Regions from separate parts of the Homo sapiens genome. Here all the other regions are linked to region 1. Evidence: chromatin contacts called from ENCODE Hi-C or POLR2A ChIA-PET data. All regions are on one chromosome and are shown on one strand. The core of a region is the stretch at or near the end of the contact, and the rest is flanking DNA. Distances in the headings are between cores, read along the strand shown. Region 1 holds the start of GNAS (GNAS complex locus). Region 2 overlaps VAPB (VAMP associated protein B and C). Region 3 has its middle 13 kb from the start of ZNF831. Region 4 overlaps APCDD1L (APC down-regulated 1 like).

The links. A loop is a pair of places that touch in the nucleus more often than their neighbours do. ChIA-PET counts read pairs that join two places held with the same protein, here RNA polymerase II (POLR2A). Pooled maps may share reads with other maps.
Region 2: a map of gastrocnemius medialis shows a loop between it and region 1 (3-fold over the local background). The contact joins the enhancer-like site here to the promoter of GNAS in region 1. A Hi-C loop is called at or near these places in 1 of 168 maps with a recorded cell type or tissue (gastrocnemius medialis), 3 of 37 single-sample maps with no recorded cell type and 4 of 50 pooled maps. POLR2A ChIA-PET finds 5 or more read pairs at or near these places in 3 of 52 experiments (Caco-2, GM12878 and activated CD8-positive, alpha-beta T cell).
Region 3: a loop to region 1 is called in a map of aorta, with 2.3 times the contacts of the local background. The contact joins the enhancer-like site here to the promoter of GNAS in region 1. A Hi-C loop is called at or near these places in 1 of 168 maps with a recorded cell type or tissue (aorta) and 7 of 50 pooled maps. POLR2A ChIA-PET finds 5 or more read pairs at or near these places in 3 of 52 experiments (A549, CD4-positive, alpha-beta T cell and activated CD8-positive, alpha-beta T cell).
Region 4: a pooled map shows a loop between it and region 1 (5-fold over the local background). The contact joins the enhancer-like site here to the promoter of GNAS in region 1. A Hi-C loop is called at or near these places in 2 of 37 single-sample maps with no recorded cell type and 2 of 50 pooled maps. POLR2A ChIA-PET finds 5 or more read pairs at or near these places in 2 of 52 experiments (GM10248 and HEK293).

The regions. Positions count from the first base shown.
Region 1 is chr20:58,890,057-58,892,670 of GRCh38, forward strand. GNAS (GNAS complex locus) reads left to right here and starts at 1,365. Exons shown (of 13, transcript NM_000516.7): 1 at 1,365-1,809. The coding sequence starts at 1,671. RefSeq lists silencers at 623-772, 833-1,332, 1,343-1,562, 2,433-2,522.
Region 2 is chr20:58,404,938-58,412,007 of GRCh38, forward strand. The region is part of intron 1 of VAPB (VAMP associated protein B and C); the gene reads left to right. Among named protein-coding and RNA genes, the nearest start is that of VAPB, 19 kb to the left of the region's middle. Within about 2 kb of position 3,219, at least 11 of the 41 ENCODE cell types and tissues checked have a DNase peak (open chromatin) inside an H3K27ac peak, as active enhancers do; they include GM12878 and gastrocnemius medialis, where a contact is called at or near this core.
Region 3 is chr20:59,147,490-59,154,895 of GRCh38, forward strand. It overlaps a transcript of ZNF831 not described here. Among named protein-coding and RNA genes, the nearest start is that of ZNF831, 13 kb to the right of the region's middle. RefSeq lists a silencer at 2,423-2,645. Within about 2 kb of position 1,827, at least 13 of the 41 ENCODE cell types and tissues checked have a DNase peak (open chromatin) inside an H3K27ac peak, as active enhancers do; they include CD4-positive, alpha-beta T cell, where a contact is called at or near this core.
Region 4 is chr20:58,455,808-58,462,959 of GRCh38, forward strand. APCDD1L (APC down-regulated 1 like) reads right to left here. Exons shown (of 4, transcript NM_153360.3): 4 at 3,294-5,747. The coding sequence ends at 4,983. Among named protein-coding and RNA genes, the nearest start is that of APCDD1L-DT, 56 kb to the right of the region's middle. RefSeq lists enhancers at 2,848-2,987, 3,118-3,227 and a silencer at 5,014-5,202. Within about 2 kb of position 2,689, at least 2 of the 41 ENCODE cell types and tissues checked have a DNase peak (open chromatin) inside an H3K27ac peak, as active enhancers do.

The sequences.
Region 1 (2,614 bases), core at 115-2,614:
CAAGAACCCGGCGCGGGAGGCGCTCCCCGAAAAGTTCCTAACAGACAAGGAGCGCAAGAAGCTCGAGAAGAAGCTGCTGGAGCAGAGGCGAAAGGAGGAGAAGAAGAAGGAGAAGGAGAGGAAGAAGATGGAGAAGATGCTGAAGAAGAAGAAGAAGAAGGTGCCAGAAGCCCAGGAGGAGGCCCGATGCCCCGAGGCCGCCGCCGCCGCGGCCGCCGCCGACGACGACGAGGGCGCCGAGGAGGGCGCCGTCGGGGGCGCCGAGGAGGGCGCCGCCGCCGGGGGCACGAGTAGGGCCTGGGCTGACTGGGACACGGACTCGAGCGACGAGGACGACGCCTACTACGCGGCGCCGCGCGTTGGGGGCATCGTGTGGCGGCCCGGGCCGCTCAAGGCTGGCGCGCTGAGCGCCCACCTGCCCCTCGTGGTGTTCCTGGTCTTCTCGGTGCGCAGCCCCTCGTGGGTGCTCAACTTCCTGCTGCAGAAGCGCACGGAGCAGGGCCGCGGCTGCGGCTTCGTGTTCGGGGCGACCTGCTGCTTCCGAGTGTTCCTGGGCTGCGCCTTCTTCTCCTACTTGGGCGGCCGCGCCAAGCGCAGAGGCCGCGGGCGCTCCGGGGCCAGAGGCGCCTTCGGCTCGGGCCATGGCGCCCGGCGCCGGGGGCGCGAGGAGCGGCTCATCTAGTCAGACCCCCCACCCCGCCACCGCCACCAGACACCACCATCGCTGTGTAGTGTGGGTTTTTATTCGTGTTCGTGTGTGTGTGTGGACACATTTTCCTTTTCGGTTGCTCTGTCCTTTGGTTCGTGCTCGCCTCGCTTTTTCCACACTCCTGCTCTCTGGCTCTCTGTGTCTCTCGCTCTTTCGAAAATTTTCCTAAGTCCGGGCGCGCGCTCCCTCCCCTTCCGCCCACCCCAGCCCCTCGGCGGCGCCCGCGGGAGGGGGAGGAGGCCTCGGGGGCGCCGGGCGACGCGGTCCGGGGGGTGGAGCGTTGGCGTCGTGCGAGGGGTCGTCACTGGCGCGGAGACGCCCCCTCTCCCCCCTCGGCTCAGCCGGGCTGCTGCCCGAGCCCGGGGGGTGGGGGGCGTCTCCCCGGCCCGTCCCGTCCCCGGCCGGGCGCGGGCGGAGGGACCCCCTCCCCGGGCTCCCGGGGGGCCGCCTCCCTCCGCCGGCTCCCGCCCTCCCAGCCGCCGCCGCCGCCGCGGCCGCTCCTCGGCCCTCCTCCTCCTCCTCCTCCTTCCACCCCCCTCGCCGCCGCCGCCTCCTCCTCCCCCCGCCTCCCCCCGCCCGCCGCGGCGCTTTTGGCTCGGGGCGGCGGCGGGGGCCCGGCCGAGGCAATAAGAGCGGCGGCGGCGGCAGCGGCGGCAGCAGCTCCCGCAGCTCCTGCTCTGGTCCGCCTCGGCCCGGCGGCGGCCATCAGCCCCCTCGGCCTCGGCTCGAGGGGCGGGGAGCTGCGCGCGCCCCTCGGTCCGACCGACACCCTCCCCTTCCCGCCCGTCCGCGCGCCCCGCGGCCCGCGGCCCGCAGTCCGCCCCGCGCGCTCCTTGCCGAGGAGCCGAGCCCGCGCCCGGCCCGCCCGCCCGGCGCTGCCCCGGCCCTCCCGGCCCGCGTGAGGCCGCCCGCGCCCGCCGCCGCCGCAGCCCGGCCGCGCCCCGCCGCCGCCGCCGCCGCCATGGGCTGCCTCGGGAACAGTAAGACCGAGGACCAGCGCAACGAGGAGAAGGCGCAGCGTGAGGCCAACAAAAAGATCGAGAAGCAGCTGCAGAAGGACAAGCAGGTCTACCGGGCCACGCACCGCCTGCTGCTGCTGGGTAAGGGCGGGCGGGGGGCGCCGGCCCCGGCCCGGGGGCCCTCGAAGGGCGCCCCGCAGGCCGCGCGCGCCGAGCCCGCCCCCCGCCCCGGGCGCGCGCTCCCGAGCCCCCCGCCCGTTCGCGGGCTCTGTCTGTGGGGGGCGAGGCCGGAAGGGGGACCCAGGGGCGCGGATTCGGCCGGGCGGGGGCTCAAAAACGGGGCGGGGGGCCGTGGCGACGCGGGCGCGGGTCCCCCTCCCCCGGCCTGCCCGCTCAGTGTCTCTCTCTTGCTCTCGCTCTCGCTCTCCCCCTCTTTCTCTCTTTCTCTCTTTTTCCGCGAGGCCTACACGACGCCAGGGGTTTGGGTGCGTGTTGGGGAGGGGGAGGGGGAGCCCATGGGGCTCCGGAGACTGCGACAAAAAGAGGGTTTCGGGGACAGGAAACCGGGTGGCGGGTAGAGGGAGGGGGACCCGCCTCCGTGGGGTGTGAGATTTGTTGGGAGAGGGAAAGAGGGGAAGAAAGGGGCGAGGAGAGGAGGGGGTGACGCTGGGGGGCGCCGTGGTGGCGGAGGGGGCCTCGCCAAAGGGAGGCTTTGGCGGGGAGAAGTGGCCGAGGAGAGTGGGGGGGCTGGTGACATCAGCCCCTCGGAAAGGATCGGAGCGGTAAAGGTGGTGCAGTGGGGGGGAGGGGGCGCAAGGGAGTCGTGGCGCCGGAGTCGGGAGGGGGGCGGCGAGGGGAGGAGGGAGGGCGGTTGCCGCTGGGCGCGACTTGGTGCGTTTCGGGCAGGACCGACTGACTGTGTGTGCGCGGAGCAGACGTGTCCCGG
Region 2 (7,070 bases), core at 1,969-4,468, 480 kb before region 1:
CTGAGAGGCCGAGATGAGAAAACTTTTACCTTGTGGAGCTCATCTTCTAGTGGAGAAGGTGTACATTAAATAAAAACAGAAAATATATATGATGTGGTGTCAGGCAGTAGGTGATAAATGGGAAAAAAACAACTAAAAACAATGCAAGATAAAGGGATTTGGGAATGGATTCAATTTTAAGTAGGGTAATTAGGGAAGGTCATTTAAGTAGGGTGATTAGGGAAGGTCATTTACCTGAGGAGGTGATATTTGAACTGAGACCTATATAAAATGAGTGTATGAACTGTGGAGACATTTGGGAAGAGCATTACAGACAGATGGAAGGGCAGGTGCAAGGTGATGATGAGCTTGGTGTGTTCAAGGAGCAGCAAGGTATGCCTGTGCTAGAGTGGTGGAGGGGCCTGCGGGGAGATGAGCTCAAAGAAGAGGGCAGGAGCCTTGCCGGTAGGCAGGCCACAGGAGGGACTTTGGATTTTGTTGTGAGATGGGAAGCCACAGAGGAATCTGAGCAGGAGTTTATTTTTATTTTTATTTTTATTTTTGGAGACAGAGTCTTGCTCTGTCGCCCAGGCTGGAGTGTAGTGGCGCGATCTCGGTTCACTGCAACCTCTGTCTCCCGGGTTCAAGCAATTCTCTTGCCTCAGCCTCCTGAGTAGCTGGGATTATGCCCAGCTAATTTTTTTATTTTTAGTAGACAGGGTTTCACCATGTTGCCCAGGCTGGTCTTGAACTCCTAAACTCCTGAGCTCAGGCCTCCCAAAATGCTAGGATTACAGGTGTGAGCCATCACGCCTGGCCAGGAGCCTTTTTTTTTTTTTTTTTTTTTTTTTTGAGACGGAGACTGGCTCTGTTGCCCAGGCTGGAGTGCAGTGGTGCGATCTCACTCGGCTCACTGTAACCTCCCCCTCCCAGTTCAAGCAATTCTCCTGCCTCAGCTTCCCAAGTAGCTGGGACTACAGGCATGTGCCACCACGCCTAAGTAATTTTTGTATCTTTAGTGGAGACAGGGTTTCTAGATTAAATGTAGAGGAATATAGAGGAATGTAGATTAAATGTAGAGGAAGAGAGACTGCTTTTGGCCTAAGCAGTTGGGTGAGTGGTGGTTTCTTTACTGAGATGAGAAGCATTGAGTTTGAGGGAGGAGAGTGGGACTCAAGAGTGCCGTTTGGACATGAGAAACTTGAGATGCTCAGTACACTTGCAACGAGAGATGTTAAATAGGTAGTTGAGTCTGGAGCTCAGGGGAGAGGGCCAGGCTGCAGATATAAATTTGGCAGTCAGCTTATTGTTGTGACATAGAACAGTAAGGAGTAATTTCTTCTGATTAAAGAGATTTGGTAAACCTTTCCAAAAGAGAAGACGTTTGAGCAAAACTTTGAAGAATGAGCATAATTTCCAAAGGCAGAGTAAGGGAAAAATAGAAAATATTTTTCATCCAAGTCTCACAGCCTTTCCCCTGGCCTCTTCTTGAGTTTAAGAAGCTGCTGACCTGGTTGATAATCTCTTATCACTGGTATAGCCACTTAGGTTCTTTATTGAAAAGGAACCAGAACAGATTACACACTAACTGATAAACCACGTTCTACTGTTTCTCATCGTTCACAGATTGAAAATTCCAGTTGGATCATCAAGGTGCAGAATGCTAAACTTGTTCTTCTCCCCTGTTCTGTATCTGGTGTGAATTGGATGTGTTGATTTTCGTATGGAGGCTTTTTCACATGCTGTCATCTCCACTAAAGATGGAACACTTTGGAGAAGTTTTACTTCTGTTGTTAATGACTTTTTGCACTTGAACTGTTAAAACAACTACAACCATGAGAAATTGGGACCCCATGCTATTTTATCACTCATACCCCTAACTTGAGCATATTATCTGTCTTGACTCATCCTGCTTTGTGTAAAATGTGAATCATGTTTTGTCACTCTTCTATTTAGATAGAATTTTATTTGCAGTAGAATATTGCTTATCTTTTTGTTTATTTTTGTGATTACTGTAATCAGAAATTTTGGTCTTTCAAGTAGAGAATAATTACTAGATGTTCGTTAGTCAATGGGATAAAGAATGCATTGAAAAAATTCAGTTTATTAAATCGTCTAAGATCCTTTTAGAACTGATGTAAAATTCATCTGTGAATAATCTTCTACTGCACGATAATATTAGTGCTGGATATAGATAGAATGTATGAAGCCTCAGCTCTTATATACTCCTTTTAGCCATTTTTCTATTACGAAAAAAAATCTAGTGTATTAAAGGAAAGTAGTGACAGTATTTATCTTTAGATGGTTTCTAGTATTTGAAGTTCATACAGAAGCTTTTGTCAGAATTGTACACATGGGTCTTTGTCTTGAGTTAATGAGACCACTGCAACTTTAAACATGTTTTGAGTGATAACCTTGATTTTTATAAATTATACAAGCATGACTATCAAGGCTGGTTTATCAGTTTTCAACAACTTTACAAGTCTGAACAAGTAGAAAATTATTTCAAAAGAACCTTGTTTGGATCTCACATAAACTACAGGTAGCTTTCTGTATATGAAAAAATTTTTAAGTACAGAAAAATACAGATAATATAAATACCCCAGTATGGAGTAACTAAATGTTAATAATTTGTTAGAAGACTCGTTTTAAATCTTTCTTTAATAAAACAAGTAAAACTTCACTAATAATTTATGGCATGTCTGTACTCCATATCTGCTGATTCATACGCCCTCCTTTTTTTTTTGTTTTTTTTTTAACTCCCCGGAGGAATTTAATGTGAACTATTTCCGTTTTTTTCTAGATCACTTAATGTAGTGTCATGGTGTATGGATGACTTAACATGTTTTTGAGACCTATCAACTGTTGAAATACAGATCTAGTTCATTCTTTTAAAGAGTTGTATAGTATTCCTTCATGAGATTTTAGAATTTTTATTGTAAGTAAGAGAATTCTTTATATATTTTCAATTCTGGCCATTCATCTGTTATATAAACTGCAAATATCTTAGTTTTCCAGGCTGTTCCTTACTAACTTTGTATTTTTTTTCAGGTAGCTTTCCTGAGTTTGATCTTAGGAATTCTTAAAATACAGTAGCATGTCTTCCAGTTTAGTTTTCCCACCCATGGAGGTGGTGGCAGGCTGAGTTTTGTTTCTTTCTGCTCTGAAAGACCTAGGAAACTAGTGAATTGAGTAAGCACCCTGCAAGTCTGGTATAGTCTATTTCAATCAAGTTGGCTTCTGGTGTGCCTTTGATGGCATCATCAGTGAGAGTTCTTGGTGTTGATTTCTCTTGCTGCAATAACAGGTGTGATGTTTCTCAGTAGCTGGCTGGCTCCCGAGGATACCAGGAGAATACTTTATTAATTTAAAACACTGCATTCTAAGAGTTCTTCAGGAAAGTTATGTGTCTATGGGTAGGGTTGTTTTTATGTGGTTATTTCAAAATAAGAGCTATACAATCAGGCTTTCTGCTGGAATATTGGAATATAATGTCTGCCATTTAAACACATTGGTTGCAAAGCTTTAAAGCTTTATTTTTGTTTCTAAAGCATTGATTTAATGTGTGAGCTAACAATTCGATCAAGAAAATAGATTTTTAAGAAAACTTCTCCAGTGTCCTTATTCTTGAGTTCATGGTTATTTAACAGCTCACTCTCTTCGAATATCTGTTAGTATGGTATCTTTCATTTTTTAGGGAGGGGGCAACTTTAAAAAAAAACACCATAGAATAATTATGATGAAAGCATTATTGACACAGTGAGCATTTTTAATACCTTCAACCTGTATATAAGCAGCACAAATTTAGAGTGATTTCAGATCCGGGTTTTGAAGTAGGTGTCTGTTTACAGGAAATGCAGCAGAATCAGAGTACAATGACCTCTGAGGAAGTCTCGTATTCATGCAGCATACATTTTTACTATGTTTGTGGCACTGTTCTAGTTTGGAGGATCTGGTGATGAATAGGACAGACACCCCCCCCCCCCACCCCGCCCCCCACTCCATGTGGAAACAGGAAAGGAACAAACAAAATATGTCCTATGCAGAAGATGAAAAGGGTGTAATGCTGGAACAGGAGCAGCAGTAGTCTCAGTATTTATTCACCCAGAGCCTGGATGTGCTTACAGAGGGTGCATAGAGGAAGAATACAGCCATTGTGTGAAGTAGATGGAAGCATGGCATGGCTATTTGTTCATTCAGCAAATATATTATTGAGCATCTGTTCTATGCCTGCAAGTGCTCTAGGTGCTGATGATCAGTAATGAACAAGAGGGACAAAAAAGTCTGTGTTGATGGAGTTTCCATTCTAGAAGGGGAAGATTTACATAAACAAGAAAAGAAATAATGTGGGGATTGGTGCACTGCAGATGGGTATAGAACGCAGAAAGCAATAGGATACTTTTTAATGTAAATAGACTGTCAAAGGGTAAAATTTAAAAATATTAATAAGATATCCAACAGATTTTGCTTTAGAATGTCCGTGTCCCTCCATTTTAGTGTATTTTTCCCACATAGAGAGTCTACTGTATTGAAACCTCAAGCACACTTTTATTGTCTTAACAAAATCCATCAAAAGTCATAGGCTTCTGGAGACAGATTATTACCTTCCCAGAAGGTAATCTTTTTAGAGTTGAAGTGAAATATGGTAATTTGTTTTTTGGAGAGGCTGTGAAAAGGAGAGATACTGTACCTAATTTGTGTTTGCAAGAGTATAAAATAATATAGCTTTTTTTATGCAGAGTGGAAAAAACTGTTGTGAAGCTAATAACTTTAAACTTGTATCTGGAAAGCTGAGACCTGATAGATTATATATCAAATTGGTATACAACTTATTTGGTAACATATATAGGTTGAGTTTCAAAGTATTGTAGCTACATCAGAAGATAAATAACAAAGGAAGGATATGTATTTGTGAAACCAGAATTTCATGAACTCTAGAAAAGGAAGAGGAGCAATCACTTTGCACAACAAAGAATCTTTATTCATATACACACACACACACACACACACACACACACAATACAGATAGATATTTTCAAAATCTCAATAATATTTAATATTAGAAATGTTAAGGGGGATACTACCGAAAGTGAATTAATATAAAAGACCAAATGCTTTTTCCCCTTCCTTTTTTTAAAAAAAATATAGTTTAGAACAGTTTTAGGTTCACACAAAAACTGAGCAGAAAGTATGCACAGAGTTCTCTTGTAACTCCTACCCCACACATGCATCATAACCCCCTCCACTGCCAACATCCTACACTGAGAGGTACATTGGTTACCATTGGTGAACCTACATTGACATGTCATTGTTAGCCAGAGTCCGTAGTCTGCGTTAGTATTCATTTCTAGTGTTGTACATTCTGTGAGTTTTTACAAATGTATAATGACATGTATCCACCATTATAATATCAGAGTAGTTTCAGTTTTACTGTCCTAAAACTGCTCTATGCTCCTTGTGTTCTTTCCTCCCTTAAATTTTATCAACACCGTATTTATTTATTTATTTATTTATTTTGATAACAGAGTCTTGCTCCATCACACAGGCTGGAGTGCAGTGGAGCGATCTTCGCTCACTGTAACCTTCGCCTCCTGGGTTCAAACTGTTCTCCTGCCTCAGCCCCCCGAGTTGCTGGGATTACAGGTGTGTGCCCCCACACCTAGCCAATTTTTGTAGTTTTATTAGAGATGTGGTTTCACCATACTGGCCAGGCTGGTCTCGAACTCCTGATGTCAAGTGATCCGCCCCCCCGCCCCACTCAGCCTCCCAAAGTGCTGGATTATAGGCGTGAGCCACCATGCCTGGCCAACACCTTATCTTTTTATTGTCTCTGTAGTTTTGCCTTTTCCAGAATGTCATAGAGTAAAATCATACAGTATGCTACCTTTTCATACTGACTGCTTTCACTCAGGAATATGCATTTAAGGCTCCTCCGTGTCTTTTCATGGCTTTATAGCTCATTTCTTTTTAGCACTGAGCACTATTTCAGTGTCTGGATATACCACAGTTTATTTTATCCACTCACAAAATGCTTCTGCATTTTGGCAGTTATGAATAAAGCTGCTATAAACATCCATGTGCAGGTGTTTGTGTGGATATAAGTTTTCAACTTACTTGGGTAAATACCAAGGAGGGTGATTGCTGGATTGTATGGTAAGAATATGTTTAGTTTTGTAAGAAACTGCTAAATGGTCTTTCAAAGTGTCTGTGCACCGTTTTTCATTCCCACCAGCAGTGAATGAGAGTTCCTGTTGTTCCACATCCTCACCAACACTTGGTATTGGTAGTATTTTAGAATTTGGCCATTCTAAAACTCAACAATAAGAAAATGAACAAATGTGTAATAGTATCTCATTGGACATCTTTTCTATTTTTGTTTTTCTGAGATGGAGTCTTACTCTGTCGCCCAGGCTGAAGTGCAGTGGCACAGTCTTGGCTCACTGCAACCTCTGCCTCCCGGGTTCAAGTGATCCTCCTGCCTCAGCCTCCCCAGTAGCTGGGACTACAGGCATGGGCCACCACACCTGGCTACTTTTTGTATTTTCAGTAGAGACAGGGTTTCACCATGTTGGCCAAGCTGGTCTCGAATTCCTGACCTCAGCTGATCCACCCGCCTTGGCCTCCTGATTACAGGCGTGAGCCACCGCACCCGGCCAGACATCTTTTCGTATGTTTATTTGCTTTCTGTACGTTTTTGGTGAGGTGGCTGTTCAGATCTTTTGCCCATTTTAAAATTAGGTTGTTCATTTTATTTTATTTTATTTTTATTATTTTTTGAGACGGAGTCTCTTTCGCTCTGTCACCCAGACTGGAGTGCAGTGGCACGATCTCAGCACATTGGAAGCTCCGCCTCCCTGGTTCAGGCCATTCCCCTGCCTCAGCCTCCAGAGTAGCTGGGACTACAGGTGCCCACCACCACGCCCGGCTAATTTTTTTGTATTTTTAGTAGAGACGGGGTTTCACCGTGTTAGCCAGGATGGTCTCGATCTCCTGACGTTGTGATCCACCCGCCACAGCCTCCCAAAGTGCTGGGATTACAGGCATGAGCCACTGTGCCCAGCCTTCATTTTCATATTATTGAGTTTTAAGAG
Region 3 (7,406 bases), core at 577-3,076, 260 kb after region 1:
CCAGTGGCCAAGGGAGAATTGCAATTGTTATACTTTGTTTTTTAAAAGGAAAGGCTGTACAAGCTGAAATTGGGAAAAGGCAAAGATGTTGGATCATGGCTTAGAATTTAAAGAAAAGGCTTTGAGGGCAGCTCTCCTACCACAAGGAAGAATGAGGCCCCCCTCATCTCCAAACAAGGCTGATTTTGACTAATCAGATATCATAACTGGAGAACATCTTCCAATATAGTTTAGGCAAAGTGTAATATGTTAGCAAGAACTAATGATATGACTGGGGTTGATCAGATGTTGGCTGAAGTTGTGTGTGAGACTAATTATCTCCAAAAAACCTGTTCATATTTCAGAGGCGAGGCTGTAAATCTGAAGAGCAGCTGAAATGCAGGCATGATTGTACGCATGAAGCCTTGCTTTCTGAGGTGGTAAAAGGGGGGATTACAGGCCAGAATGAAAAACCCAAGGCCACGTGGCAGCACACTGTTGGGACAGCTGTTTTTGTACATTTGCACCAATTATTAGATCAATAAGAAAGTATGACTACATCATGGACCCTAATTAGAAGAGACGTCCCTTATACTCTCTGAAATGCTTGAGAATGTTCTCCTACTAACCTAGAGCCTGATGGGGCCATTGACGCTAATTGTTAAGTGCCGTTGGTCAAGGCCAATGCATAGTCTTCGTTTAGTTCCTAAGTCATTTGTGGTCGGCCCATCCAAGACAGGGACACGGACAATCTCATCAGAGTAGGCTGGGAGGGTTTCCATGATGGAATGGGGCTGGCCTCTCTGTTGAGGGGGGATATCCAAGGGGTGCACATGAGCTCTGAGGACCAGTGGCAAAGTCCCTGTTCAGTCCTTGGGAAGCATCACCACTGCTACATTTCTGATGTTCTGAAGATGGGTTAGAACAGAGCGGCCGGGCGCGGTGGCTCACGCCTGTAATCCCAGCACTTTGGGAGGCCGAGACGGGCAGATCACGAGGTCAGGAGATCGAGACCATCCTGGCTAACACGGTGAAACCCCGTCTCTACTAAAAATACAAAAATTAGCCGGGCATGGTGGCGCGCGCCTGTAGTCCCAGCTACACGGGAGGCTGAGGCAGGAGAATGGCGTGAACCCGGGAGGTGGAGCTTGCAGTGAGTCGAGATCGCGCCACTGCACTCCAGCCTGGGCGACAGAGCGAAACTCCGTCTCAAAAAAAAAAAAAAAAAAAAAAAAAAAAAAAAAAAAAAAAAAAAAGAACAGAGCGTGAGAGCAAGCAGGGTGCTGACTCTGGGTCTCATGTCTTGAGGCTCAATTCCATCCTGTCACCCAGCCAGGAGATTCAGAGGTCCTGCAGCCTCCTACCTCAGACCCACATACCTGGTGTGAGTTCTGCCCTCCTGACCACAACACCCCTGCACCTTGGACACAGCTTACCACATCCTTCCCCAGAGCATCTTGTGCCTTGGAGAGCAGGTGCAGTTGCAGCGTTCTGGGCTGCGGGCACTCGAGTTCAGCCCTGGCCAGAGGCTGTGAGGGGCAGAGCCAGGGGATGGTGTCTCCATTGGTAACGAGGGTCTCCATCCCTTCCAGGCTGGCCGTGTCTGTGGCCACAGATGAATAGGATGGGTGCCCATCTTGATGGGTCAGACAAGGTAAGGGCTCTCAGACCCCATCCTCTGTTTGAGATCAGACCAGAGGTGCCATCAGAAAATCAACTGAAGATTAACCAGCTTCCTCTGGTGCTCAAAACCTAGACTCCCTTTGCTGCTTTGCAATTTCTTTCTGTGTGTGGAGGTCTGATAAGCCAGACGAGATGAAGGGATGTTAATCCTTGGGCCCAGTCTCAATGGCAAACTTCCAATTAAAGAAGATGTGACTGTGGCCTGGGGCTGTGCCAAAGAAGGGCTTTGCTTATGTCTCTTTGTCTAATCTCTGTAATGGCCCCATGTGGTTGGCGCCTTCCCCAATACCATTTTATGGAGGAAGAAACGGAGTCTTATACATTTCATTTTACTTTTTGCATTGTATCTTAAAGATATAAAACTTTAACCTTATACTCCATAATATATCTATTGATCTTACTATAAAATAAGATCTCCCTCCTCCAAAAAAAATCGTGAAGGAAAAGGGTTCCCTCCTGAGTGAGCGCCAAAAGCCTGGGCTTGGCCTGTCGGAGAGAGAGGCTGCAGAGCCCCTGTATGGAGAGCAGACACCATCCACAGGGCCCCCAACACATGTTTCATGCCTGAGCCTTGTCCCTGTGATGTTGACACTGTGTGGATGGCGGGGCTGGAACTTGCCCTGAGGGCCCCAGGGAATCCGGCAAGGCCCAGTCTCCACTGCCTTTTTCTGTGGAATGTTCCAGCTGGCCGGTGTGCACAGGGAAATCTGAGCCGAGGCCCTGAGGGGGGCTGTCGTCCCACACAGGGCTAAGGCTCTCCAGGGAGCCTCAATGGCTGGACCCCCATCCAACGCCAGCGCCAGCCCCCTTTGCCCCGCCATGGCCCGCCTTTTCCTCTGTGACCTGCTACGGGCCTCACATCCTGAGAGGAGCCCTAGAAACGGGCTCTGTTGATAAAAACACACATACCCTTTGCCACAGGAAACGTGGCCTCACGTTCACAATGGTAACCACCAGGCTCCTCACAGAAACCAAAGAGGAACAGATTTTAGATTTTTACCTCAATTAGGAAACACATGTTCTCTCTCTCTCCTTCCCTCCCTCTCTCCTCTCAGCAAGTCTCAATTTTCCTCACATGCAACCTCTGCCCTCCCTATCCTAGATTGGGAAGCTGCACATTTAGGAAACAGAGACCGTGTTCCTTTGAGTTTAGGTAAAAACTGTGAGAAAACAGGATATAAGTCGTAATGGAAACCAGTGGACCTCGGGTCACAGGTAGGGTTGTCAGATAAAATACAGGATGCCCAGTTAAAATGGGAATTTCAGGTGAACAATGAATACTTTGTTAGTATAAGCGTGTCCCAAAGCCTGCACAGGATATACTTAAACTAAAATATTTATTATTTCTTCGAAATTCAAATTTAAGTAGGCAATCCTGTATTTTTATAGATCATCTATGAATAGTAACCATAGCATAGGGGACCCACCGTATGAGACTCAGAACCATCATCTGGGAGGAACGTTGAGGCAAACTTCTCCATCCAGATTAATTCCTGACCTTCTGAGAATAACAAACAGCCCACTATGCTGTGGCCAGTACTCCGCGCCAGCACACGCTGTCATTTTGTGGGCAAGGAGCTCTCCTTGAGTCTGCCCAACGGAGGTGTGTAGTGATTTGTTGTCCAGGAGAGAAACAGAGGCTCAGGGAGGTTGGTGTGGCGCACCCGAACGCTCAGTCAGCTCCTGGCCTGTCTCTCTGCATAGTACTCGCTGGCTGTGGGCGGGCGGGCCGTGCCAGCTTCAGAGGAGCAGTAATAACAGGTTAGCTTGGAAGTTCTCCTTGCAGAGATGGGAACGGCTGTGTCAACCATGCAAATTATATACAAATACACTTGGCCCGCCTGCCCAGATGGGAGACCCATGAGCACAGCCTCCAGCCGTCCATGGGTTTCCGATAGTGCAGGGGTACCGGGCTGATAGCGGCTGGGTCTCTGGAGAGGCCCATGTTCCCGGTACATGTGGGCTGGGACACATGCACACACTTACTTTCCTGGTGTGGATGAAGATGCGAGGGGGCTAGCATGGAGGTGGATGCCTAAGGCTGGAGGGGGTGTGTTGATGTGTGCATGACCTGCCACCCTGATCTGTGTATTCCCAGCAAGCCACATGGCTTCTGTCTCCTGGGATAACCCTTCCTGAGGCTCCAGCACCCATCTCTGGACAGAAGGAAATGGCCCTTTCCCTGGGCACCCTCCTGCTGAGATGCCACAGGACTGCAGACCTTTGAGGAGAATAATCCTAACCACAGTGATGCTACTGTGAGCGTTGACCAGGTGTTTATGATACACCCGACCCTGTGCTAGCATCTTGTGCTTAATTCTCCCATGTGCCTGGGGCTCTTGTTGCCCTGACTTGACAGATGAAAACCTCGAGGCTTAGAAAGGTAAAATAACTTGGCCACAACTGGTGAGATACCGAGCCAAGATTCCACCTGAGTTCTGCAGGCCGGTCAGGTGAATCGCTGCCAGGTGAATGAGGGATGGCTTTCAACACCAGCTCCTGGGCGTGGACTTTCTGAAGAGAGCACTGTTTTGAAAAGTCCTTTATGGAGATTTGTAGTAGTTTTAGCTAAGATTGTTTTGTATTTGCGCTCTTAGAGTTAGTAGGTTTGCCTCAAATACTGGTGCCGGCTGAGCCCCATGTATTGGAGATGTTCTCCACGAGGGAACGCTGAACCTTCGGGAGACCCATAGGAGGTGGCTGCCCAGCCCCTCTGTCTAGCGATGCTGCAAGGGGAAGGTGTACACCAAAGGCAGGGCTTGATTGAATGGTTGAACATGCTGGTGTGGGGGCCATATAGCCTCAGCCACAGGTTGTCTTTGCCAGTCTCTGGCTGAGTGGTTTGGGGCGAGCTGCCTCACCACTATCAACCTCCTTTCCTCATCTGTTAAGTAATATTTGTAATGACAGCACCTCCCTCACACCCCAGCTTGGAGGTTTCACTAGTCTGTTGCCTGATCAATCATAATAGTTATTAGTCATTGCTGTTTGCCAGGTACCAGCTTAGGTGCTAGAAAGAGCTAGTAATGAGAAAAAAAGTACAGCGCTCACTTTTGAAGATCTTAGGAGTCCAGAGAGCTAAGCTAAATCCACTACAATGTAAGACAGGCATAAATTCACCTAAAAGTGTCACAGGGACTCTGCTGCTGAGGTTCGGGAGTGGGAGATCACCACTTACAGGGGGTTGGGGGTTTCCAGAGGCCTTGGTTGAGGAGGCAGCGAGTAGGTGGACAGGTGGATTTTGGGTTTGTGGATCAAGAGAAGGAAGGGAATTCCTGGCTGAGGAACAGCATAAGCAAAGTGTGGAGGAGAGCCTGGGGGCCTTTGGTTTGATTGGAGGGTGCACGCATCCATCCGTGCATGCCGGGGCAGTGGGCTTGGAGCTGGCGAATAGGGTACAAAGTCCCTGCTCTTTTGGGGATTGCAACGTTAAGCAAGTAATGATACATTTAATTTTTTAATTGCAGCTGTGATGAACTCTGGGGAATCTGAGCTGCTCAGGGAGCAGGTGCCCGAGGCTTCCCTGAGGGCATAAGTGAAGCTTGAGTAGGAGGCAGTAGGGAATGGAAAGAGCACTTCAGGCCTTGAGTACAGCTCCCTTGGGGCCCCTGACATGGGCCAGCATCCAAGGAGCCAAAAGGCCAGTATGTGGCTGTGCTGCAGGCAACCAGAAGTGGGGCTTGGGAAGTGGCTGAGGAAGTGGGCAGAGGCTGGCCTACATGGGCCCTGCTAGGTGGAGGACATTACTTTGTTCCAAGAGTGACGAGGCTACTACAAGGTTTTAGCTAGAGTGGGGATGTGTGGGTGGACTTCTGTGTTTAAAAAAGATCCCTCTGCTGGTGGTGGAGAAGGCTTTGCATGTAGCAGGGGTGAAGGTGAAGGGAGGAAACTGGACTTTGGCCAGCTCTGGACTGTACAACTTGACCAAAATCCCACTTTGCCATCGCCACCATCCTCAGTCCAACAGACTCAACAACTCACTCTTTCCCACCTGAGCAGTGTCTCATACAGTCCCTGTTCCTGAGCTCAGCACCCACCTGATTTTCCCACCACCCTTGCTGCCGAGCACACGTGCATTGGCCCCCAGCCCGCATGCTCTGTGTTCTTCCCAACAGAGCCAAATCCTGTGGAACTGGACCCGGAGAGAACAGGAAGGAGTCAACAAGATCTTAAGCCTGCTCCAGACCCCTTGCCTGACTTTTGAGAAGGTCAGGGCCCGATTTCTGTTTGTCCCTCCTCCCTGGGCTGGGCGCATCTTCCTGGGACAGCCTCCCCCTGGGAGCGGAAGGCTTGGCAGGAGCAGTGGATTGCCTCATTGAGGGAGTGAGTGCCAAGGCACACAGGGCCAAGCGCTTATTCGTGCTGGAAGCTGCCCTGGCAGCCTGGGTGCCCCGCTGCCAAGAGCTGATTGGAAGGCTGGACGGACATGTTCAATGGTTCCGGGGGCTCACCAGCACACCCTATGAAGGGCAAATGTGGTTGGGGGCTGGTGACCCCATCAAGCTGAACTCCAGGAGGTCAAGGACAGGGCAGGAGGAGGCTTTGGCCAGCATAGTCTTGGAGAGGGAATTACTGTCCTGCTACTTTGTACTGTAGCAAACTCTTTGAAAAAGCCACAAGCAATTTTTGCTCTCCCAAAATAGCTGAGAGATTCCATTGGACAATTGCTTACCAAGTACCTAATTGGAGCTGGGCTAAGAAAGAGAAATTTTCATCTACTCCTTCAAGGAGCACATGGTCTGATGAGAAAGCCTGACGTATAAACCAGTCATTACAGGGCATTGTCCTGTTCAGGTGGTGAGGAGTGACTATGGTGGCACAGGACCCTAGAGGTGGTGGAGACTCCTGCAGCCTGGTGGGTTGGTCATGCTTCACAGAGGATGCTAGAAAGAGCTAGTCATAAAAAAAGTGCAGCTCTCACTTTTGAAGATCTTAGAGTCCAGAGAGCTAAGCTAAATCCACTACAATGTGAGACGAGCCAAGATTCACCTAAAAGTGTCACAGGGACCCTGCTGCTGAGGTTTGGCAGTGGGGAGATCACTTCTTGCAGTGGGTTGGGAGAGCCAGATTTGGTTTTCCCATGTAGGATTGGGGAAAGACATACATGCAGAGACTAAGTGCTTCTCCAAGAATGCACACATGCTCATTCACAAGTGTTAGTAACCCACGTAGAAGGTACACATAACCGTGTTGGGACAGGACCCAGGTGGTGCGGTCCCAGAGCAGTGAGCAGAAAGCACCATGAGAACTCAAGCTCTCTGCTCGAACCCTGTGAAGCCGAAGCGGTCTCTACCCCAATCCCCTGCGATTGGTACCTCCTTTTCCTTCCACTTTCCTCCCATCCTGCAGCAACTCCAGTGTCCCTCTTCTTCAGACTCCATGAGGAGTTCCTCCTTTTGCATTGCCCTTGCTGCTTCTCTTAATGACTTTCTCTCGGAGACAAGTCCTATGCCACTTGGAACAAAACTTCTCCTGTGGCCTAAGCTCTATGTCATCTGTCCCCGGCATGCTGCCTGGCTTCTCTCCTCGCTCTGCCCACTTTGTGGGGACCCTGACAACTCATGAGCCTTCTGCTGGTTTCTGCATTGCAGGGAAGAGTGCCCATTTAGCGCCTTGGCACTCACCGCACCGTCTTTTGCCCTTTGCCCTCAGATGTGCCTGGGGCTGAATCTTTCTTATCTCCCAGGTCTGTCTTCATAGACGGCCTCCTACCCCTCCCCTGTGACTCATCATACCACTCTATT
Region 4 (7,152 bases), core at 1,439-3,938, 430 kb before region 1:
CTAAGTTTTGGTAATTTTTTTTCTCCTGAGGGATTAAAAACAATGCCAAATGCAGGAGTGAGAGTAGTAGGTTATTAATAACCCCTAGGAAATACATACTGTATCACAGGACAAAGACCCATCCTCACTAAGAGTTTGTTTTGTTTTGTTTTGAGACGGAGCCTTGCTCTGTTGCCCAGGCTGGAGTACAGTGGCATGATCTCGCCTCACTGCAACCTCCACCTCCCGGGTTCAAGTGATTCTCCTGCCTCAGCCTCCCGAGTAGCTGGGACTACAGGTGCTTGCCACCACGCCTGGCTAATTTTTTGCATTTTTAGGAGGTGGAGTTTCACCGTGTTAACCAGGATACTCTTGGTCTCCTGACCTCGTGATCTACCCACCTCAGCCTCCCAAAGTGCTGGGATTATAGGCGTCAGCCACCAAACCCGTTTTTTTTTTTTGTTTTTTTTTTTTTTTTGCCATTTCTCTCAAAATACGTTATTGATTCCATTTGAATCACTTACTATTTTGGGTCTTCCCGTAACTGATGTTGGGGCTGGTTGGCTCCAGGAACCATCAGGTTTCAGCCCATTTTATTGATAAAGAAACTGAAGCTGGCAGGGTCGGGGGTGGGGGAGATGGAGGCTCCAAAACTAAGAAAGGAAAGCCTTGGGTACCTGTGTGAGGCTGAGGCTCTCCCAGTCTCCCTGACCTTTGGGGGATGAGAAGCTTGAGATGGAGTCTCAAGGCACCTCTTACCAGGCCCTGTGGCCTCCTATTTGGGGAGAGCAGTGGTCTTCAATGCCTTTCTAGATATATCCTGGCTACTAGAAAACAGATGTCCTCAAGTTCACAGGCCTGGGTTCTGCTCTGCTCATCTGATTAGAAAAAAAGTCAGCAACATCGAAATTCCAGGCCAGTATAGTGTGTGGGTGTCATCTTGCTGCTTGAATTCGGAGTCTCCAATCAGGTCTTGGAACATGTATTCTTTTAACTGGTATTTATTGACCTCCTACTATGTGCCCGGCACCATTCTAACACTGGGGATCCACAGAGAACAAGACAGACAAGGACCCTGCTGGCAAGGAACTCATTCTAGAGGAGAGGGGCTAACAATAGGTGAAAACCAACAAACGGGATTTTTTTCAGATTTCGGCCACTGACAAATGCTGTGATGAAGTCACTGCGCTGTGGTGGGCGCTATCTTTGGGGTGGTCAGGGGTGAGGTGGGCAGAGCCTTCCAGGTGAGGGAGAACTGGAGCCAAGACCTTGAGAGGGACTGGGTTCCATGGGACTGCAGGAGAGCAAGGAGGCCACTGTGGCCGAAATGGAAGGTAGAGGTGTCAGGTGGGCAGGAGGAGGGTCTGTCTGGAAGCTTGGAAGGGTGGTTTTAGGGAATGTCGACAGGTCATTTGTGCTCATGCTGACATCCATTTAAGCGGGGTTGTGTGTGTGAGAAGGAGCAGGCTTTCAGTCTCAGAACCATCAGGAGCGGACTGGAGGCTGCACGCTACTGTTCAAGTCCCCTCTTGAAGTGGGAACAGCTCTTCCCTGCTTGTCTCCGGTCTGCGATGCTAATGGGTATGAATCAGCCCTGACCAGGCCCTGATGCAGTGCTACATTCTGCGTCAGAAAGCTCCAGTCCCTCGTGTCTGAGTCACCTGTGCCCCCAGGAGAGGATGCACAGACCAGGGCCACGTGCTGGTGGGCCTGCGTCACCAAGCCACACACTGCTGTTCAGCCCGGTAGCACCGCTGGGAGATTAAAAGCATGCGCTTAGTGAAAGGCAAAGAGCTTCTTTTGATAACCAGCATCTGTTAGTTAATGGACCTCTGAGAGCTGTATACAATTTCAACTTTTTATTAAAGAAAAAAAGCTCATTTGCTCTCCTGGGAGTTGCACAATGAAATTATCAACTGCATGGGCTTCCCACCCACCCCCCACCTTTCAACGTGACTGAACATGCAATGGAGAACATTAATTTTATCTGGAAATAGGACTCTAGGCTTTCCTCCCCGTCTGTAGATGAGAGCGCTCTCACGTTTTATGTGAAGGGCAGAGACTTAAGGGGCGGGAGCAAAGGGCTGGAAGGAAGGCTTGGTGCCCATGGGCCTCTGGCCCTGTACCAGACAGTCTCAGCCCCTCAGCCTCTGAAATGACCCCTTCCTTTATCAGCCCAGAGTCTTGGAAGCCCTGACCTTCTGCCTGGGAGAAAAGGGATGGTTGCCCTTTCTTCAGCCTTCGTAGCTCCGAGCAGCATCACCTGCCCCCAAACTAACAAGCCCCAGCGAGCAGAGAGCAACTAAGTCCAACTGAGGGGATCCAGGAAGCTGCTGTCCTGCTCAACACACTCCTTCTCATTAGGGATGGCATCCCACGAAGCAACACTAAATTGCCTTCCCCAAATAAAATCAAGGAATCCTATTCCCTCCAAGAGTGAGGAGGACACCCCAAGCCCGTGGGCTGTGATACAGAGGCCCGGATCTCAGGCTCTGGAGCCCAGCCCCTTCTCTCTGTGCCTTAGTGTCCTCGCGCGCAAGACGCAGAGACTCACACACCTCTCACTGACTCAGCTGGGCCTCTCGAGGGTCGCTGAATCTGGTAGATGGAGGTGATCCGTTCACGGGTCTCAGTGTGAGGCTTAACAGGGATAACCAACATTTACTGAGTCACATATTTATTGAAGTTCTTTCTACCATGCACCAGGCACACTGGACCCTTCCGGAAAGATCGCAGGAAGCGAGTCAGAGCCGAGTCTTTTTCGTTGGAGCTTACATTCTAGGCAAATAAGGTCATTTCCGCCAGTGATCAGTTTTCATGACAAAGAACATACAACTGTGATGCAGTGGACTGACAGAAGGACCAGGGAAATGGGGCTGCTCTTTGGGATGCGAATGGTGACATCTTCAGGAGACAACATCTGGTCTGAGACTTGATTGAAAAGAAAGTGCTCAACTTCTGAAGGTCTGGGGGAAGAGAGGCTAGGCGGAAATCAGGGCTTGTGCAAAGGCCCCAAGGCAGCAAGAGCTCCTGTGATCAAGAAACAGAGAGAAGGCCAGTGTGGCCGGGGCATGTGGAGGCGTGGCTGAGCCTTGCAGGCAACAGCGAGCCAGAAGTCGGGCTTTTATTCTGAGTGCAGTGGAAGCCCCTGGGGGGTTTTCAGCAGGACAGGCAGTGGCATGAAAGCAGAACTGAGAGAGCTGGGGTTTACCTCCACTGGTTTTATTCTCTTTCACACATTCTCTGGAAGACACTCCACTTCCTTTCTTTAGAACTGTAATTCCCTTGGTTGACTTTAATAACCAGCAAGAACATTTTTCAGGCTGTTTAATTTTATTAAAAGGTTCAAATTTGATGATAAATGGTGGCATGGTTACTTCAAGCTTCGGATACAAGACCTGCTCAGCCGTGGACATATCATCGACACCCACTGCCATCCCCACCAGGAGCTCCCCCAACCCTGATGTAGTCTGAGACCGTAAATAATGTAATGATTTCTTGTACTTTGGTAAATATGCCAGGAACACTTGTAGCTGTCTGAGAGCTACAGAGAATACTAACTTGGTGGGCTTTTTTTTTTTTTAAGAGGAAGGATGGGTAATAAGTGGAAGCAATTTCAGCAGGCTGACTGAACCCCACACAGTCTCAGGGAGGAAAAGGGCTTCCCTCTGAAACCATCATTAACCTCACAGACAATTGTTCAAAATCTGTGATAAGAGCTAGAGATAGGGATCAGGAGGAGGAAGGAGGGGGTGAGTCATTGGCCCCCAGTCCTGAAAACCCTTGGGCCCACCAGGATGCCAGTTAATTTCACAGTGTACAGATGAGGCCCTGGGAACATGGGCAGAGTCCCTGGGGAGGCACAGCCTGTTCCCACCATGATGACAGTCCCCTCTGAGCAGAGGACACCAATATATTAGGATTATGGCAAGGAGGCTGGGCAAGGCGGAGCTGCCTAGATGTCGCCATGTAGCCTGGTGACCCCGACCTCTCCCTAGGGTGGGCCCAAAGATACACATTCGGAGATTCTCTTCCTTTGTCAGGCAGGCACAGGCAATCTTGGCAACCGAGGATGGCTGGGCAGGGCGAATTGCAGAGCGCGTTAGTGTTACGGCTGTCATTACTATTAACTATGTTCAGAAGGCTGGAAATGCTGCTCCCCTCCAAAGACCTGCCCCCAGCAGCCAGCCTGGTGCACACTGGCATTTGCCTGGGCCAGGAAGGCTTGGAGGCCGCAGGCTGCTCTGGGGAGGCCATGCTTCTCAGCTTAGATGGAGTCCTCTTCATTTTGCATGCTGGCCCGGGAAAACTGGATTTATCCACATGCAGTGTTGGCAGCTTGAGGTCCGACTCGCAGAAGCACAGGCAAATGCAGACGAATGCCAGCAGTCAGGACTCAGGAAAGCTGAGCTGCCCCTGAAGACACAAGCCCTTTGCCCAAAAGCTGAGAAGCACTGAAAGCCCGAAGTGGCATCTTTAATTCATGGCACCACTTAGAGATCGTATTGCTAAATTCGAATTAATAATCTTTAAACAACAACCTACAGACATGGCAGAACTGTAGGCCTCGTCCCTAGGCAGAGCCTCAGGATCTCCTCTTGCTCCCATCTTGGAATCCCAAGGGTCAGGATGGGAAGAACTGGGGGGAACATGGGATGGGGGTGTTCCGTGTGGCCCCCTGACTGCACCTGTTGGCGAGCTGCCAAGGATGAGGAAAGTAGAAAAATTGGGAGTGATCTTTAGAAACTCACGTAGCGATGAACATCACTGCCGCATCCAAGTGCTTGACTGGGGACCCGGGCTGTGGGATGTGGTATAGGCTTTGCAGGGGTTAAGCTCATGTCCTGAGCCACATGGGACACAGGCAGAGTTTGGAAGCAGTGGGGCTGTGCATCCATCCATGACAGAGCAGAGGAGAATGGTTCCTTCCCTACAGCTGCCAGGAGGGAGTCTGAAGGGTTGAATGGGTGTCCAGAGCCGCCATCCTGATGTCAAGTCCAATGTCATAGCCAGTGGAGGAAGGCCAGCCCTAGAACTAGGGGCAGAAGTGGGAAGGGGGCTATGTGAAGACCCCCTGTGCTGGGGTGCTTCTGCAGCGATGGCCTGTGCTGCGGTGGCCTGGAGAAGTCGGGGGCCTCCCCATGACAGAGCACCAGGGGTGCTTGGTAGGAGGTGGGACGTTTCTCTGGGGTATCGGGACTTGAGCCATCGGTGGGCCTTTGTCCGATGAAGAGCAGGCTTTGCCCGAGGGGGTCTTGTTCCATCTTGAAAAGCTCGTACTCCACATGCGGGAGCCGGATGCCCAGCGGTAGGCAGCCGTTGGTGGCTGTGACATCCCGCTCAGTGCCCATGGACCAGGCCCCCGCACCCCCACAGCTGCTTGGCTCAGAGAAGTTGAGCATGGCCGTGGTGACCTGGTCCATGGGGGTCACATGGGCCCGTGTGACCTCAAACACCAGCTCGGTGCCGCCGCGGACCCTGGTGGATGGCGTGCCCCTGGTGTAGCGGCCGGCGGCATACACGGTGAAGGTGGGCTGCCGGCAGGCTGGGTCTGAGAAGTGGTGGTAATACCCTTCCCAGGAGCGGCTGTGCCCGTGGAAAGTGAAGAGCCGGGTGAGGAACAGGACTGCTGGGCGCACCTCGCACCCCGAGCTGACCCACCAGCCGCCCAGGTGCAGGGGCAGGGCCAGAGGGGGCGGCAGCACGGGCGGGTGGTGCACATCGGAGCGGGCAATGAGGCCACAGGCTGGGCACGGCTGCACGTGGTGCTGGCAAAAGACAAACAGAAAAACGGTGGTTGTCCCACATAGAGAAGTTGGGGTGCAGCCTGGAAAGGAACCCCAGCTCTGTAGGGGTGTCAAGGCAGGGTGAGGTGCGGCCTGTCCCTCCCTCCTCTCTCTCCTCACTCCCTGCCTTCAGTCAGGACGACCTCCTTGCTTCAGCCAGGATGGCCTCCTTGATGGAGGTCAGCCCCTGTATCCCCCGGGCCTTGGGTCTCCTGCTGTCTCTTCCACCTGGAATTCCCCGCCAGCTCCTTCTTACCTCTTAGGTCTCAGCTGGGCACCAGAGAGAGCTTTCCCGAATGCCCCATGTAAGGTGGGCCTCAGGGCTGTCACACCACCCTCTTTTATCTTCCTCATTCCACCCCCTGAGACTCTCCTCTCTCTACCCCTCACCCCTCATCAAACTGGAATGCATCGTGCCTTACAGTACTAAAAAGCCCTAGAAAGCCGGGACTGTCTCTGCGGCTACCCCATCCCCACCGCACAGGGCTTGGCTCACAGCAAGCACATATTTGTTGCATGAATAAATGAGAAATGAATGGAAGCATAGGTGGCCTTCGTCTTGGGACCTGAGAGAACTTGTCCTTGCTCATGCCCAGTCTGCTTGGTCCTGGAATTTGACCGTGAAAGTTGATCTTTTTCTAGCTCACTCTTCTAGGTGTTTCAGAAGTGCCAAGAACTATGCTAAGCACTTCCTGGGCAACTGGTACATGTTATAGCTGAGGGAGCTGAGACCCAGAGGGCCGGCTGGGCTGCCCAGGTTGTCCAGCCTGGAAGTGGCAGAGACCAGCTGAAATGCAGCCTGGCTTACACCCGGCTGTCTGAGCTCCCCCTCTCATGTGCTCATAGCAGGTTACATCTTCCCTACAGGTGGAGAATAGAGGATTTTTGTCTTTAGAAATCTCACAGTGGAAGGTGCGCATCATTTGCTCTACCTACCCCATGGAAAGTGGATATGGCAACAAGGATCAAAAGCCATCAAAATATGTCTGAGCCGGGCACAGTGGCTCACACCTGTAATCCCAGCTCTTTGGGAGGCTGAGGTGGGCAGATCACTTGAGGTCAGGAATTCAAGACCAGCCTGGCCAACACGGTGAAAACTCATCTCTACTAGAAATACAAAAATTAGCCTGGTGTGGTGGCACATGCCTGTATTCCCAGCTACTCAGGAGGCTGAGGTAGGAGAATTGCTTGAACCTGGGAGGTGGAAGTTGCAGTGAGCTGAGATCACACCATTGTACTCTGGCCTGGGGGACAGAGCGAGACACCATCTCAAAAAAAAAAAAAAAATTGGCCAGGTGCAGTGCCTCATGCCTGTAATCCCAGCACTTTGAGAGGCCCAGGTGGATAGATCATGAGGTCAGGAGATCAAGACCATCCTGGCCGACAT